Linked DNA regions of Homo sapiens: region 2 is linked to region 1. The links are chromatin loops, found by intact Hi-C in ENCODE. Cell type or tissue: psoas muscle. All regions are shown on one strand. Each heading gives the region's core, and the rest is flanking DNA. Links, peaks and the distances in the headings are about the cores only.

Region 1 (8,318 bases), core at 90-8,089:
GCCAGCGAAGTGGGAGCTCCCAGGTTCCTGCCTGCGGGGAGGGTGGGGGCGGTTTGAGTTAGTGAAAATGTGTGTATTAAACAGATATGTAAATGACCCCTGCCGAGCGCTGAAAATGAAGGTATGAAAAGGCATCATCATCCGTGGTTCCCACCTGGCATAATGACCGTATCAGAACAGACATCTGGTAGTATACACCACATAGTTGCCAGACTCCGATACCAAGGGCACATCTAAGTTCTCCCACCCTGATTTGCATGCCTCAAATTCAGAATTAGTGAGATTTGAGTCAGTGATGCTTCATTACACTCTCGTGAGACATGTTTGAGGAGCTTCACCGTGAATGTGTGGGCTTCGATTTGACTTGTGGAACCTGTGGTTAAAACAAAGGAAGGTGCCTTCATTCTCAGAACCCAGTGCTTTTTCTGTTGCCCTGGCCCTCTGGGCTGAGTCTTTACGTGGACGGCGGTCGATGCATCTCAGTTTATTTGTCAAAACCTTCAGCTAAAGCCAGTTGTTGCTTGAAAACTGCCTGCTTAATTGGCCTCCTCAGCTCGGGGGAGCAGCTTGCAATCTGAGGCCGGCGCCTGGCTCCCTGACCACCCGCTCCCCATCGTGCTCAGCTCTCATTCCAGCAGCCCAGCCCATAACCCGCCTCATCAGTGTATTGATGTGAGGCAGAAACACCTCATTGTAAGAGCACCCCTGAGAAATGGCGGGGTTAGGGGCTTCTGGGCTGCATAACCAGCAGATTCCCTCTGCAAAACTGCTCCTGCCTCAGTGGGAAAGGGCCAGCTGTGCAGGGCTGCACTGGAGAGCCGTTCTCTTCTTGATCCTCAGGCATCCAGTTCTTAAAATTCCGGCCCTCTGTCCTTGCATGGCCTTCGTCCTCTGGAAAGGAGCATGCTGGGAGCTGGCAGAACGCACGCCTCACTCTGTCGATGCAGTGTCTGTCACTGCTCAGTTTCTAGGTATTGATCCTAGAAACCCATGCTCTGTGGGTCCCTCTCCAAGAAACACAGCATCCATGATTTGTACATCGCACTGCAGTTTCAGACTGCTTTCACATGCGTGGTTTCATCTCTGACTCCACGACCTGAGCACAGATTTTTTTTTTTTGAGACGTAGTCTTGCTCTGTCGCCCAGGCTGGAATGCAGTGGTGCGATCTCAGCTCACTACAGCCTCCGCCTCCCAGGTTCCAGCGATTCTCCTGCCTCAGCCTCCCGAGTAGCTGGGACTACAGGCACGCACCACCACACCCTGCTAATTTTTGTATTTTTTAGTAGAGACAGGATTTCACCATATTGGCCAGGCTGGTCTCGAACTCCTGACCTTGTGACCCGCCTGTCTCAGCCTCCCAAAGTGCTGGGATTATAGGCATGAGCCACCACGCCCAGCTGAGCACAGATTTTTAAAACTTTACCTGGGTCCCTGACTAGTAAGAGGGAGAACCTGGACTTGAAACTTAGTTTTGTTTCAAATCTTGCCCCTTTTCCTCGGGTTTTGGGCAAATACTTCCCGAAGTATTATCGTTACCCCTGAATATCCAAGGCAGGATCATTTTATTCCCTTCCAGAGCCAGCACTTGCAGAAGTGTCCCCAAGTTAGGCAGCCTGGTGTGGCTTCCGGTAACACTGCCAGCCTCAGAGCCGGCCTGTTTCCTCCAGGACGCCCACAGGACCCTCGGAAGCCCCTTCCTCTAGGGGCCCGTCCCTCCTCCTTCCCCAGGCCCCGTCCCCCGCCTTGCCCTCTGAAAGTGGTCTTCAGCACCACCCGATAAGCGGTGACTTCTCATCTTAGAAGCCTGGCTTGGGTCAGGTTCTGCGTTTCGGCTGTGCGCGCCCCGGAGCAGCCCTGCTTGTGTCTCATCATCGATGCCTCAGCTGCAGTGTGCCCCACTGTAACCCCTCCGGGATGAAAACGCAACCCACCTCTTCAGTGGGCAGCCCTCCACTTGGATCCTCGCATCCCTGGCATCATCTCCGTCCTCTGTCCTTGCTGACCCAGCTCCAACCCAGCCTGTCTGACCCGTAGCCCACCTGCCATGTCCTTCCCGGCTGCAGCTCCTGCTGGGCTCTGCAGCCCCTCCTGCCCAACGCCACCTGCCCCCGCCTGCCCTGCTCCTGCTTGCCCTTCCCCTGCCCCTGCCCCCGCCTGCCCTGCCCCCACCTGCCCTGCCCCTTTCTCCTCCCACTCCCACATCCCGGGCCTGGACCTGCCATTTCCTAGCAGCAGGAGTCTTTTCCCTCGATCCCACCCTTCCCCTTCTTCCCTCACTGCCCTGGACAGTTCTGTCTGCTCATCAGCGTAAAGAGGTCTCCAAAAAGTACAAGACCCTCCCTCTCCCCGCTTTCCAAGCACCCTATGGTGCCTCTCGCTGCTCCTTCAGGAACTGTGAGCAGGGCACAAATACCTAGTGCTCAGCACCCAGTAGGCCCTCACGACTGTGCCGAGCCATGGCCGTGTGGCTGTGATTGTGCTGACAGCACACAGTAGGTCCTCACGACTGAGGCGAGTCATGGCCACGTGACTGTGAATGTGTAGACAGGCACAGAATGGCCTGAAGCGTGGGAAGGTCGCCTGCCTGGCAGCAGCTTTAGCACCAGGAAACCTCCCACCTTGGGGCTGCCCCTGAGGGTGAACAAGTGGGGCCAGTGGGAAGCACCTGCTCAAGTGGGACTGTGCACACAAATCACTGGGAATTACTGCCTCACACACGATTGGTTTTCAGCATTTTGTAAGTCCAAGCAAACCCCCAAGAAAAGCTTGAGCGGGACCGGGTCTGCACCAACAGGCTGGTTCTGAGTGAGTGCTGGATGGATGTGCTCCAGTGTGGAGGGCAGAGGGAGGGAGCGGGACCCCTGGAGAGGAGCGGGGTGCAGGCAGGGGCTGCAGGGCACTCCCCAGCAGGTGCCCGGACGTTGTGAAAGAAAACGTCTGGGAGCTGCTTTCCTCTGGGCGTTCGTGGGATCCCTCCCCTTCTTAGCCAAGGAAAGCATGTCTGCAGGCACCGGCTGCAGCTGTTTTTCAAATGAAAACTGGGCTTGAAAGGAGGAAATAATTGAGGTATAAGAAGTCCCTGCCCTTATTCGTTCACGCACCATGAGAAGCTTGTGGCATCTGCGGGACACTGCACTCACTGCCTCTCCTCTGTCTCTTTCTGTCCAGTCGTGCCAAGCGGACCTCGTGAAGGACAACGGCCACAAGTACTTCCTGTCGGTCCTGGCGGACCCCTACATGCCAGTAAGGACGGGGCAGCACGCTCTCCACGGGCTTGGGACTCAGCACTCGCCTCTGCCCACACGCTGCACTGCGGTGGGGCCTTTTGACGGGGGCTACAGGAGAAAGGTCAAGGGTCACAGCAGGGGCCACGTCCACGGGGTCAGCAACTGCTTCACGTTAGACATGGCCCTTTGCTTACTACCATGAGCGCAGCTGTTATTTCGTGTCTGTCTCTAAACAAGAGCTCAGTTAACCCGGACACATGGGTGGTTTTAGTTTATTTTAGTCTCTTTTCACTGGGACTTCTTTGCAAAATAGTCAAATCCACTCTCCCTGCTGTCCGCCGCGTTAGACTAGTGAGCGCCGCACGTCTGTAATATGAGAGTTCAGGCGCCTGGGAAGGTCTTGGAGCACAAGAAGATATCGAAGCACCCCATTTCAGGAAGGAAGGGAGAGAGGAAAGGAAGGAAAGAAGGTTGTTTGAAAGTTTAAATTTTCAGTATACTTTATTGTATTAAATTGTTTGAAAATTAGTAATCCATGAATAGGGTGTATAGTTATTCTATAAATGTTTCATAATGTTTTAATTTCTAACTCCCAGCTTAGTAATGAGAACAAAATAGATATATCCTAAATAATTCTTTAACATAACTTAATATTGCCAGAATATTTAAACATATTAGCTAGTTTACACAGTGTTCGGTGGCTTTGCTGTATAAAGGAACTTTTGTATGTAATTTCACCCCCTAGTTGGTTTTCTAAGCTAAAGGATTTTTTAAAACACAAAACAAACAGGACTATTTTCCAAAAGGTAAACAGTATGTGCACTTTGTGTTGTATTGAAACATCACAGGCAGTTAAAGTTGATACTTTGTATCAGTTTTGGAAACCATCACTTCCCATTCTTAAGAATAAGGAAGAAAGCAAATCCCACATGAAGAAGTGAGGAAGAATGCTCACTGGCGACTTGGGCGCGAGGGTGAGCTAAGCTCACATGAACGGCCCCACCTCAGCCACGAGCCTGCGGAAGTTTTGAGGACACAGCCAGGTTTGAAAGAATGAAAAGGAGGCTGGGTATGGTGGCTCACACCTGTAATCCCAGCGCTTTGGGAGGCCAAGGCTGACAGACTGCTTGAGCTCGGGAGTTCGAGACCAGCCTGGGCGACATGGTGAAACCCCGTTTCTACCAAAAATACAAAAAAATTTGTCTGGCGTTGTGGCACACGCCTGTGGTCTCAGCTACTCAGGAGGCTGCAGTGGGAGGATCGCCTGAGCCCGGGGAAGTCAAGGCTGCAATGAGCTGTGACTGTACAACTGCACTCCAGCCTGAGCAACAGAGTGAGACCCCGTCTCCACTCAATAAATAAATAATATAAATATTCTTAAATGACTGACTAGAAAGAATTTGCTATGATTCTGTCAAACCATCAACCATTGTTTTGTTTCTTCAGTGCTTTGTGCCTGTTATGAGAAAACATTCAGTGCTTCCTACTCATCCTCAGAAACGATTGATTTTTCTAAACTCATAAGCAGATCTGAAAAAACAAATTGAAGCTGTGAAAAAGAAAAGACATGCACTGTTATTGAAAACTCTGGAGATGAATTAAATCACAGAACAGACAGCCAAGAAGAGAATTCATGAAGGAGCCACCTGGAGCGCCGTCCATGAAGCTAAGCGAGAAGATATGAAAGCCGGGCTAAGAGCCGGGCTGGGAACGTTCACCATGTAGCCAGCATGGTTCAGAATGAGAGGAGAATAAGTAGAGAAGCAGTTTTTGATTAGATAGTGGCTGAGAATTTTCCAGATTTGAAGAAAGGAGAGTTCCGATTTTAAAAGCAGGATGAATCCTGAGAAGGTTAAAGAGAAACAAATTCGTACATAGACGCATCATAATGAAAACAGCAAATATCGAAGGCATAAAGACAAACCTTAAAAGTCCCCAGAACAAACGTTATTAGCAAAGGAGGAGACAGCACCGGCCCCAACAGCAGACCTCTCATCAGCAGCGGCTCTCGGCCGGGGACAGGGGAGCCCTCGGCGTGCGAGGAAAGCGACCACGGTCGGGTCACCTGCACCCAGCTCAGTCACCACTCAGGAATGGGGGTGTAGTAAGCAGCGTTCAGACACCAACAGTTTACTCCTTCCGAACCCCACAGACCATGGCTAGAAAGACCACATGTCAGCGAGGAGGAAACGGAACCAGGAGGGGAAAGCAAGATGCAGGACACGGCAAAAAGCCAAGAAGTTGGCACACGTGTTGGCACATCTATAGATTTGTAAAAATGAAGAATACTCATGGCGAATTGGAGGGTTAAACAAGAGGAGGACTCAGGTACCCTGGGAGCCCTGCAATAATCCAAGGAGCCCTGCAATAATCCAAGAGGCGCGTAGGACACTAGACCGCGCGACGTGTGTGTAAAAAACTAAGGCACCGCTAAAAAGTTACAAATAGACTCTGGTTTCCAGGTCAGCGGAGGCACAGAGGAAAGGACAGAATGAAAATGAGTCACAGTAGAGCAGAAAGGAGAAACCAGTGAAACCTAGAGCGCTGCCTCCATGCCTTTTGCTGCCAAAGCCCCTGATTGCAGGACCGTGTGCTCACAGAGTGCTGGGCAGGCTGGGGAGGTGAGGTCCGGGTGCTTCATACCGACAGCCACGGCTGGCCTGTGACAGAGGAGGCATCCACCAGGTCTGTGCCCGTCTTGCAGTGTTAGGGCTTCCAAGGAGCAGTCTGTTCACTCCGGGAGGCGAGCCTGGAGCTCTAAGGCCTTTGAAAACAGCTGTTCTTTTTTGTAGAGTCCACGTAAAATCCAGGAGTAAAGCTGGCTCTCGTTACTTTAATTATGCGCCACGCGTGTCATGAAGATTCCGAAAGGATCACGCTGTTGTACTTTGGGAATGAGAGTTTCCACTGAGGGGAGACGACCAGGACTGGTTTTTGTTTTCCAGGCTGAACACCGGACCATGACGGCTTTCATTCTCGCCGTGATCGTCAACAGCTATCACACGGGGCAGGTGAGCCCCCCAGCCACCCCCAGCCCCAGAGCTCACCCTTGGCATTGCAGAGGAGCTGGGCCCACTGTGAAACGTGGTGCCACATGGGGGACAGGGGGTGTCCAGCAGAGGCTCTGACCCTTCATCTAGCCAGCCATTTGCAGGCTGAATATGAATCAGAGGAATCTAAAATGGGGAAAATTGAGCAAATCAAGGCTTCCCAAGAATGGGTGGCCACCGTTGTCCCGTGCAGGTACCCACCACGTGCCTGCCATTGGCAGGCAGAGGCCAACCTGTCTGTGGTCCCGCCTCTGCAGGAAGCCTGCCTTCAGGGAAACCTCATTGCCATCTGCCTGGAGCAGCTCAACGACCCGCACCCCTTGCTGCGCCAGTGGGTGGCCATCTGCCTCGGCAGGATCTGGCAGAACTTCGACTCGGCGAGGTGGTGCGGCGTGAGGGACAGCGCTCATGAGAAGCTCTACAGCCTCCTCTCCGACCCCATTCCCGAGGTGAGTCAGGCGGGGGCTCAGAGTCCAGTCCTCCTGGCTGCCGACTGCGGGGGTAAGGCAGAGGTCTGCTCGCGTGCGGGTGTGGCCGGCCACGTGTCCAGGAACTTCAGGGGCTGCACGCTAATAAGAGTAGGACAGTGGGACCTTGGTGAGAAGAGAACCACACCACTGGGGATTTTGCACCCAGGCCCAGAGTGCGCTCCCGGGGACAGTGGCACAGCTGCAAGCGGGGGTCCCAGAGGGAACCTCAGAGGCAGGGGTCACGTGCTCGCTGTCCGGGTGCCGCTCTGCGTCCTCACTGTGGCCTGCAAGGCAGGGACCACTAGATCTCCACTTTACGGGCAAGGAGTCAGGCCAGTGGCTCGTGCCTGGTGCAGCTGGGAAAGGTGCGGGGCACTGCCCACAGAGTGGCCGCGGGCTGGAACTCTGGGAGTTTCATGCACCATTGCCTTCACTCTTCCCACCGGCCTGTGCAGTGCACAGGGTGTTGCTCATTTTTAGAGCTGAGGAAGCAGACTCAGGGACAGTGACTTCTCCCCAGGACCACATGGTGTCAGAGGCAAGGGCTAAGCCAGGGTCCCCGGACCCCAGGGCCAGCACAGTGTCGCTCCCCTGGCTGAGCCCTGTGTGCTCAGTGCACTTCAGGGCCCCCATGCCCCTCTGCGTCCAGGAGTGCCTGCGCCCTCCCCTCTTTCCACCCTCCCACGCTCTGTGGCCCATCCCAGCCCCCTCGTCTAACTCCTGCCTCGTTCATCAGCACATTCCCTGGTGCCTGGTTTGGTGTTTCAGTTCCCGGGGCAATGCAGCTCCCGCCTCTGCAGTCTGAGCTGCCCCTGGAGCTGGGCGGCTGCCCCTGCTGCTCCCCACCTCCTTCCCCGTTGCCACTCTGATAGTGCGAGGAGAGCCTTGGGCCTGGAGAGCTGTTGAGCAAGCGCCTGTGGGGTTGGATTCACCTGCACACACAGCCCTGGCAGAAAGGCAGGCTGCAGCATGGCCCGGTGTGGGACATGCCTGTGACCCCCCGCCGCCTTGCAGGTCCGCTGCGCAGCGGTCTTCGCCCTTGGCACGTTCGTGGGCAACTCTGCAGAGAGGACGGACCACTCCACCACCATCGACCACAACGTGGCCATGATGCTGGCCCAGCTGGTCAGCGACGGGAGCCCCATGGTCCGGAAGGTGCGTGAACCCCCAGCCCGGCAGCAGCAGGGCACCCAGGCTGGACCCCGTGACACCTGGGGCCAAGCCCGCATGGCCCTGACCACAGCAGGGAGCACTCAGTTTCCACTGCGTGTCATTGCGAGAGCAGATCTTTACATGTTTCATTCTCTTCAAGTTGCGTTTCTTTACCAGACACCCATGGGTTTGCTTCATTTAAAGGCATCTAGCAGGCTGCGCCTCCCGGCAGCTTGTGTAGTAGTCTCCTTCCTGCCTGGGAGCAACACACACAGGCACCACTGCGATTCCAAAGAGACGCAGCCACCCACAGATGGCGGGAAGGTTTGTGTGCTGGGTCCCCCCCAACACCCCATGTACGTCAGCGACTGAACAAAACAGTTTTATGTTTTGTTTTGTTTTGTTTTTGTTTTTTTGA
Region 2 (8,318 bases), core at 148-8,147, 78 kb after region 1:
AGTATCTACGAGTTACAGAATATATATAAAAATATGTGCAACTGTCTGTCGTGAAAAAAAACGGCAAACACCACACATCGATAAGGATTTGGGGACATTGGCTTGTGTGTGTCCTGCCGAGAGTGTAGATGGTCACCCATTTGGGGAATGAAATGGCCTTCCCTGGGGAGATCAGAGTCATGCAGGATACATGACTGGCAGTTCCGTTCTAGGCGCTTCCTTCTCCACCCGCAAGGACACGTGAAGTTGTTGACTGTGACATGGTTCACAAAGCCAGGGGCAGCTCAAATGACGGGGTTAGTTGTACAGTGGAAGGTAACGCAAGATTAAATGAGTTAACCAGAGCTGTGTGTCTTGGGCCAGATAAATCCTCAAAGCCTAACATTAAAGAAGCAAGTTGCTAGAAAATAGGCCCCATTTTGACACTGAAGAGGTTTTTTGAAATGTGGAAGGCATGTTACGTTGTTGATGAGCGTGCGTAAGCAGGAAAACCTCAGCAGCCCCTGGGAGGCGCCCTCAGCCCAAGGGACAGCCCTCCCAGGCAGGCGCAGGGGCAGACGATGCTTTTACTGTGTCTAAAATTATGCTTCTCTATGAAAAAAAAAAAAAAGAGCAAACAATGGTAAAATGTTAGCAAAGTTAGAGCTGAGTGGTGGGTACAAGGATTACTATGGTGTTCCTTTCTGTATCTTAAAATGGTTATCATTACAGTTTTAGAACTGAATCTGGTTTTAAATACAGGCCGTCACGTGAGGTGGGGGTTGCTCTGCTCTGTCTAATCCCCACACAAAGGGCAGCCCTTGCCCCATTCTCTCCGTCCATCCCTTGCTGACGCCAGCCGTCGGGAGTCAGCCCCTTGCTGTCTGAAGGCTGCCGGCCCGTGGCCCATGCCGAGCTCCTGTTTGTCTCAGAAGAACCGGCTTCCTCAAGCTTTGATAGGGCCAAAAGGAGGACCCTCATCTTCAAGCCTTAACAGCCTTCCTAAAGTCACCCAGACCTGCCAGTTCTGCCCAGGCGTCCAGACGGCAGGCATCTTAGACGTCGCTGCAAGGGTCTGCTCCAGATGGTGAGCACCTTAGACAGACGTTGCTGGAAGGCACTGCTCTGAACGGTGGGCACCTAACAGACGTTCCGGGAAGGCACTGCTCCGGATGTTGGGCATCTTAGATGTTCCTGGAAGGCACTGCTCTGGACAGTGGACACCTTAGACAGATGTTCCTGGAAGGCTCTGCTCCGATGTTCCTGGAAGGCTCTGCTCCGAACAGTGGGCACCTTAGACAGACGTTCCTGGAAGGCTCTGCTCCGAACAGTGGACACCTTAGACAGATGTTCCTGGAAGGCTCTGCTCCCTCTAGCGATGCCTGGGGCATAGTCGAGTCAGGGGAAGACTCAGAGTTCCAGCTCAGAATTGTCGCCCCAGCCTGGACTTGGGAGTTCCAGCTCAGAATTGTCACCCCGGCCTGGACTTGGGAGTTCCAGCTTAGAACTGTCACCCCGGCCTGGACTTGGGAGTTCCAGCTTAGAATTGTCACCCCGGCCTGGACTTGGGAGTTCCAGCTTAGAACTGTCACCCCGGCCTGGACTTGGGAGTTCCAGCTTAGAATTGTCACCCCGGCCTGGACTTGGGAGTTCCAGCTTAGAACTGTCACCCCGGCCTGGACTTGGGAGTTCCAGCTTAGAATTGTCACCCCGGCCTGGACTTGGGAGTTCCAGCTTAGAACTGTCACCCCAGCCTGGACTTGGGAGTTCCAGCTCAGAATTGTCATCCCGGCCCGGACTTGGGAGTTCCAGCTCAGAATTGTCACCCCAGCCTGGACGTGGGGCACACCAGGGTCCCTAGCGGGAGCTCATATGAGGCATATGGACCCACCAGATGGGCTCGATGGTGGCAGGGGTACCTTGTAGCTGCTGGCCAAATTGCTGCCCAGAGCAGGCCCCAAAGCCTGCCCAAGGCAAGGGCCCATGGGGTGATGCCATGTCCCACTGTATCTCTCCAGGAGCTGGGATGGTGGTGGACTGGGAGCAGGAGACCGGCCTCCTCATGAGCTCAGGAGACGTGCGGATCGTCCGGATCTGGGACACAGACCGTGAGATGAAGGTGCAGGTAACCATGCAGGTGTCCCCCAAGCCCTGGGCCTGTGGGGCAGTGTGTGCAGGGCTGGTCCTCGTCACAGAACCCAGCAAAGTGTGCGGTGAGGCCTGGCCATCCCAGGGGTGGAGTCAGGGCCTGGGAGGACAGTGCCGGGACAATGCTGGGAGGAGACGTGGGCTCCCTGAGGCCTCTGGATGAAGGTGAACTGCAACACCCAGCCCTGCGCTGCAGTATGGCTCAGGCTGCGCCAGCTCTGAGTGTTTGCAAGTAGTGTCTTCTCTCTGCAAATTAAGGAATGTCAGAAATCAGTAGGGTGACCAATTGTAAATTAGAATGATTAATTATTTGGAGGCGTTTTTTTTTTTCTTTTGAGATGGGGTCTCACTCTGTCACCCTGCGTCACCCAGGCTGGAGTGCAGTCGTGCAATCACAGCTCACTGCAGCCTCAACCTCCTGGTCCAAGTGATCCTCCCACCTCACCCCCCCCCCCCACCACCAAGTAGCTGGGACTACAGGCATGCACCCACACGCCTGGCTAATTTTTTTAACTTTTTGTAGAAACAGGGGTCTCAGTATTTGCCCAAGCTGGTCTCGAATTCCTGGCTCCGGCAATCTTCCTGCCTTGGCCTCCCAAAGCACTGGGATTATAGGTGTGAGCCGCTACAGAAGACAGAAGATTTTTGTTTCTTTTTTTTTTTTTTTTTTTTTTTGAGACAGAGTCTTGCCTTGTCGCCCAGGCTGGAGTGCAGTGGCGCGATCTCGGCTCACTGCAAGCTCCGCCTCCTGGGTTCATGCCATTCTTCTGCCTCAGCCTCCCGAGTAGCTGGGACTACAAGCGCCCACCACCACGCCCAGCTAATTTTTTTTTTGTATTTTTAGTGGAGACGGCGTTTCACGTGTTAGCCAGAATGGTCTCTATCTCCTGACCTCGTGATCCGCCCACCTCAGCCTCCCAAAGTGCTGGGATTACAGGCGTGAGCCACTGCGCCCGGCCAGAAGCCTCTTTGCTTCTTAAAGCATCTGCTATTTTCAGTTTTGACAAAAAGCGGAGTACATTGGTTTTGCCCAAGACAGCCTGGAAAAGTGGTAGAGACCTAAGCAGGCCGCGCTCAGCAGAAATCTAACTGCATTGACTTCATTTGGAGCAGAGGCGAGACCACAGATACTGTGAGGGGCAGCGCCTGAGGTGGCTTTAGAGCCAGTATTCCCTTCCTCTGGGTCCCCAGGGAGAGGTGTGGCACAGAGGCCATACCCAGCCTCTCTCCCGGGCAGGCCATCTGGTGTCAGGAGGGATGGCTCAGCCCTGCTGCCGTAGAGGGCGGTGTGGAGCAGGCCCAGCAGAGGGGAGGCCTGGGCACCCTCAGCTGCTCGAAGCTGCTGTGGTTGCTCTGGGCAGCAGCAGCCCGAGAACCTGGCCCAGGCCTTCCCGTGTGGGCAGCCTCCCCTCTGACGTGACCGTGGATCCCTCGAGGCACCAGCAGCTTTCATGGCACCTTCTTTGGGGTGGGGGGGTCTTGCACCTGTCTGGAGCTGTGGCTCCACACGAGACGTAGCCCTCAGGGCACAGCGTGGACACCCTGATCCTCAGGGTCTGGTCACCAGTGGGGGCTTAGAGGCCCAGGTGGCCTGCGGGGCAGGTGCTGTTCCTGCAGAGGTGGGTGGAGGCACAGAGCGCAGCAGGTGCTCCCAGAGCCGGCTCTGCCCCTCGCAGGGGTCTGGCCCCATCATCCCCACGCCTGTGTTTCCTCCTGGAGTGCACAACCCAGCACCGCCCATCGTGCGTGGAAAGCGCTCTCCCTCTCGTGGCCCTTTTCCTCCTGCGTCCCTGGCAGGTGCCATCGCCCCCGCCCCCGCTTCTCCAGCACTTAGAGCCCCCGAGGGAGCCAGATGACCCCTCCTGGACTCGTCCCATAGCTCATTAGAAGTTCTGAGACGCAGCCAGTGAGGAGTCCTTGCCAAAATGTGCTTTGCTTTCCTTTTTAGGAAACAGAGAGAGGTTGGAAGTTTAATTGGCACTGACAGCCAGTCCTTCCCAGAGGCGTTTGCAGGCCTCCGCTCGGGGTGGGGCTGGCCTCTGCCTCACTGGCTGGGTCCCAGGCGCCTCAGGGCCTCAGGGCTGTCCCTCCAGGGCCAAGGGATAAGGGCGTGACTCATTGTCCTGCCAGCCCCTGCCTCTCCCTGGGACTCCTGGGCTCCCCAGGCCTTTGATGCTTCCCTGGATAGAGAGAAAGGCCCCTGCAGCCAGGGAGGGTGATCCCCACAGCCAGGCAGGCAGCAAGAGGGGTCCTGGCGCTGCAGGACAGCAGGGAGGGTGGCTCGGTGCCCCGGTCTTCACCGGGCTGCCTGTGTTTGGCTCTAGGACATCCCTACGGGCGCAGACAGCTGTGTGACGAGTCTGTCCTGTGATTCCCACCGCTCACTCATCGTGGCTGGCCTCGGTGACGGCTCCATCCGCGTCTACGACAGAAGGATGGCACTCAGCGAATGGTACCTTGACCCTGTCCTCTCCCTCCCCGAGTGCTGGCAGGGTACCTTCCAGGTGGTAGGGCCGTGTCACTGCCATTTGGTTGGGTCCAGGTTTCTCAGTGAGATGCAAAGCTTCCCCAGGAGCCTGCAGTGGCGTATTTAGGCCAGTCCTGGGCTCCCCAAAGCCGCCAGGCCCGTCCCACTGAGGCCCATCCCACAAAGGTCTGCCCCACAGAGGTCCACCCCACAGCCTATGGAGGAGCACAGGGGACAGGCCATGTGGGATGAGCCAGTGGACTGGAGGCAGAGGCTGTCGGGGTGAGGCAGGGCCGCAGCCAGGCACCTGCCACCTCTGAGCTCACCTGAACAGAATACTGCCACTGCCTGCCACCTCCTGGGTCATGCAGCAAGTGTCTGGGGAGGGATGTCTGAGGGCACACACGTGGGCACAGCAGCCCTGGGCACTGCCTCCACTGAGCACCCCTGTGGGCAGGTGCTGTCCGCGTCTGGCAGAGGACAGGGTACACGCATGGGCACAGCAGCCCTGGGCACTGCCTCCACTGAGCACCCCTGTGGGCAGGTGCTGTCCATGTCTGGCAGGGGACAGGGCACACGCGTGGGCACAGCAGCCCCGGGCACTGCCTCTGCTGAGCACCCCCGTGGGCAGGTGCTGTCCGGGCCTAGCAGGGGACAGTCCGTCTTGGCCCACACGGCTCATGCAGCAGAAGTAAATTTCACCCAGCACAGAGCGAGGATTCCCAGAAGGTCCTTGTGCCTCCAGCTTCATCAGCTTTAGGTCTGGGATTCTCATTCCTGACCCTCCAGTCTGCACAGATCGGGGAGACACAATGAGGAGTTTTGAGGGAAGCAAAGCAAAGGGTGGGCAGGGCCTGGGAGCGCTGCGATGGCCGCCTGGCCCCCGTCTCTGGGCAGCTTCCATGTGGCTCAGACAGTCCTCCAGCGGCCTGACGGTGACCTAGGGCCCAGCCCTGAGCCAGCCTGGGGAGGACACAGGGGGTCTCTGCTGGAGCAGGTCACCTGGAGGGGGCTCTGACCCTGCGTGAGCACTAGCCCCTCGTGGGGAGCGGACGGGCGAGGGCCTGCGGACCCGCTGGCACAGGCAGACCTGGGCAGCTCCCGGTGAGAGCCCCGAAGGGTGGGGACGTCCTTCAGGGAAGCCCCACGCTGAGCGTGCCCCCTCCCCTACAGCCGCGTCATGACGTACCGGGAGCACACAGCCTGGGTGGTGAAGGCCTCCCTGCAGAAGCGTCCCGACGGCCACATCGTGAGTGTGAGGTGAGGAGCGCCGATATTTAGCAGCCGTTCTGCTGTAAAAACATTATTTTCCCCTCCATTTAAAATACGTCCTTGGTATTTAAACAGCTGGAAGGGGATGGCATTTCGGGCAGTAATTAACTCCTGCCCTGGAACTGGCCAGAAAGATCAGGCGCAGCCCGTAGGGGCCCAGGGGCCACAGCTGCTCCCCTGCTGGGGGACACCTGACCTGCAGGCGCTTTGGGAACTTTCCTGGGCTGCCAACTGCGGAGGGTTCCGGGGGGAGTTGGGCAGCTGCTCTCCCTCCACGGGCAGGGGTGGCAGGGTGGCAGGGGCGGCGCGTCTGCCAGGCACGTGGCAGTTGTCTGCACATAAATTCAGTTCTGCCTCTTGGTAAATACAGCACCAAGAGCAGGGAATATTTATTTGCCTATTAAAGGAAGAGCAAGATGTAATTTATGAATGCAAAGCCAGCATTTCTTCAAAGAGATGCTCTTTTCCCCCTTGTTTGTGATATAAAAACCAAACATAACTCTTGGGATGGACGCCTGCTGGGGGTGGAAGGCAGGAGCCACGGGGCCTCAAAAGGGCCAGGCCATCCCTCTCTCGGGCCACAGCCTGCCATCCAGGCTCTGTCTCCCGGGACTGCAGGCCCCGGTTGCATGAAATCTAATCTCTAGCTGGAAATGAAACCAGGAGCTCACAGCCTCCTCCCGCATCTGTGCTCATGGTCATTTCTCTAGGCCAGAAAGCTCCGCGCCTTTTCTGGCTCTGAGAGAGCTTGTGGGGGACAGCCTTGGCCCTGAGACCAGTATGGGTGCATGTCTGGGCCCCACCTGGGCAGCCCTCACTGGGGACGCTGAGCATCCAGGCAGCTTTTTCCTTGAGCAGTGTGTGTGCAAACAGGTGTGCGACCCCACACACCTGGTTCCACCGTCCCCCTGGCCAGGCCCCTCATGGGGCCTCCGGGAGGAGGTGTCACTGTGACCCTCTCTTGGCAGCGTCAATGGAGATGTGCGCATCTTTGATCCCCGGATGCCTGAGTCGGTAAATGTGCTTCAGATCGTGAAGGGGCTGACGGCCCTGGACATCCACCCCCAGGCGGACCTGATCGCATGGTAGGCGCCACCCACCTCCCTGGCCTGCACCGCTCACCCGCCTCGGGCCTCTGTGCAAACGGGAGGCTCTTGTGTTCCTGCCCCCAGGAGCTGAAGGAGGGCAGGGGAGGATTTCACTGCTGTGGGGACATAAAAACAAAAGATGTCTGCCCACCACATCCTCCCAGGATAAACTCTCAGGGCCCTGCCAGGCCCGAGTCCTCAGTGAGAGTGACCAGAGGGTCACACCTGCCCCGAGCCAGCCTGTCCCCGTGGTCTAGCCGGCCTGTCCCCGCGGTCTCGGCATCTGCGCCCATCTTCCATCCTCAAAGAAGAGGGCAGTGATGCCGGGACCCTTTCTCTCCCCACAGTGGCTCCGTCAATCAGTTCACCGCCATCTACAACAGCAGCGGAGAGCTCATCAACAACATCAAGTACTACGACGGCTTCATGGGCCAGCGGGTCGGCGCCATCAGCTGCCTGGCCTTCCACCCGCACTGGGTCAGTGTGGCGGTGGGTGGGGGTCGGGGGTCGGGGGCTGGGGTAGAGGGATGGGAGGCAAGGGGACAAGGCAGCAGGGGTCCTGCCTGGCTACCCCACACCACAGTGGGGCCCATTGGCTGCCTGAGGGAGGGACTTGCCTGGGTCCCAGGATCTCTAGGGCCCCTGCCCCACCCTGCACTCGCCCCGGAAGCAGAGCCCCAGTCCCGTCACTCCGGGAGGAATTGACACACAGTGGCTGGGGCAAAGCTCCTGCCCTCAGACCCTGCACTAAAGCCATCCCTGGGGACCTCCAGGAGAGTCGCTCGGGGTGTCCATCCCTGTGCGGCCCTCACCCCGTCCCCTGTGCGGCCCTCACCCCGTCCCCTCTGCGGCCCTCACCCCGTCCCCTCTGCGGCCCTCACCCCGTCCCCTGTGCGGCCCTCACCCCGTCCCCTGTGCGGCCCTCACCCCGTCCCCTCTGCGGCCCTCACCCCGTCCCCTCTGCGGCCCTCACCCCGTCCCCTGTGCGGCCCTCACCCCGTCCCCTGTGCGGCCCTCACCCCGTCCCCTCTGCGGCCCTCACCCCGTCCCCTCTGCGTCCCTCACCCCGTCCCCTCTGCGTCCCTCACCCCGTCCCCTGTGCGGCCCTCACCCCGTCCCCTGTGCGGCCCTCACCCCGTCCCCTCTGCGGCCCTCACCCCGTCCCCTCTGCGGCCCTCACCCCGTCCCCTCTGCGGCCCTCACCCCGTCCCCTCTGCGGCCCTCACCCCGTCCGCTGTGCGGCCGAGTCCTCACCCTGTCCCCTGTGCGGCCGGGCCCCACCTGCACGGCTCTCTGGCCTTGGTTGCAGCCTCCCCACGTGGCTTCAGGCCGTTGTTTTTAGATTAGGATTCTGCCCACCTGCC

What was found. A loop is a pair of places that touch in the nucleus more often than their neighbours do. Peaks named below come from ENCODE experiments on the same cell type or tissue, not always from the same donor. Only the 100,000 strongest peaks of a DNase experiment are listed, where the experiment ranks them.
Region 2: a loop joins it to region 1, with 2.2 times the contacts of the local background. A loop is called at or near these places in 10 of 110 quality-filtered maps.

Annotation. Positions count from the first base shown.
Region 1 is chr17:80,877,246-80,885,563 of GRCh38, forward strand. It overlaps RPTOR (regulatory associated protein of MTOR complex 1), which reads left to right. Exons shown (of 34, transcript NM_020761.3): 14 at 3,170-3,244; 15 at 6,174-6,239; 16 at 6,536-6,727; 17 at 7,763-7,903. Among named protein-coding and RNA genes, the nearest start is that of CHMP6, 110 kb to the right of the region's middle. RefSeq lists enhancers at 80-129, 1,347-1,946. In psoas muscle, for the core only: no CTCF peak of the experiment used is centred there; a DNase peak (open chromatin) is centred at 3,246.
Region 2 is chr17:80,955,627-80,963,944 of GRCh38, forward strand. It overlaps RPTOR (regulatory associated protein of MTOR complex 1), which reads left to right. Exons shown (of 34, transcript NM_020761.3): 29 at 1,998-2,104; 30 at 4,452-4,579; 31 at 5,768-5,854; 32 at 6,835-6,951; 33 at 7,302-7,431. Among named protein-coding and RNA genes, the nearest start is that of CHMP6, 32 kb to the right of the region's middle. RefSeq lists an enhancer at 3,761-4,278. In psoas muscle, for the core only: CTCF peaks have their summits at 3,378 and 6,031; DNase peaks (open chromatin) are centred at 3,485, 4,195, 6,105, 7,255 and 2 weaker places; H3K27ac peaks cover 4,035 bases.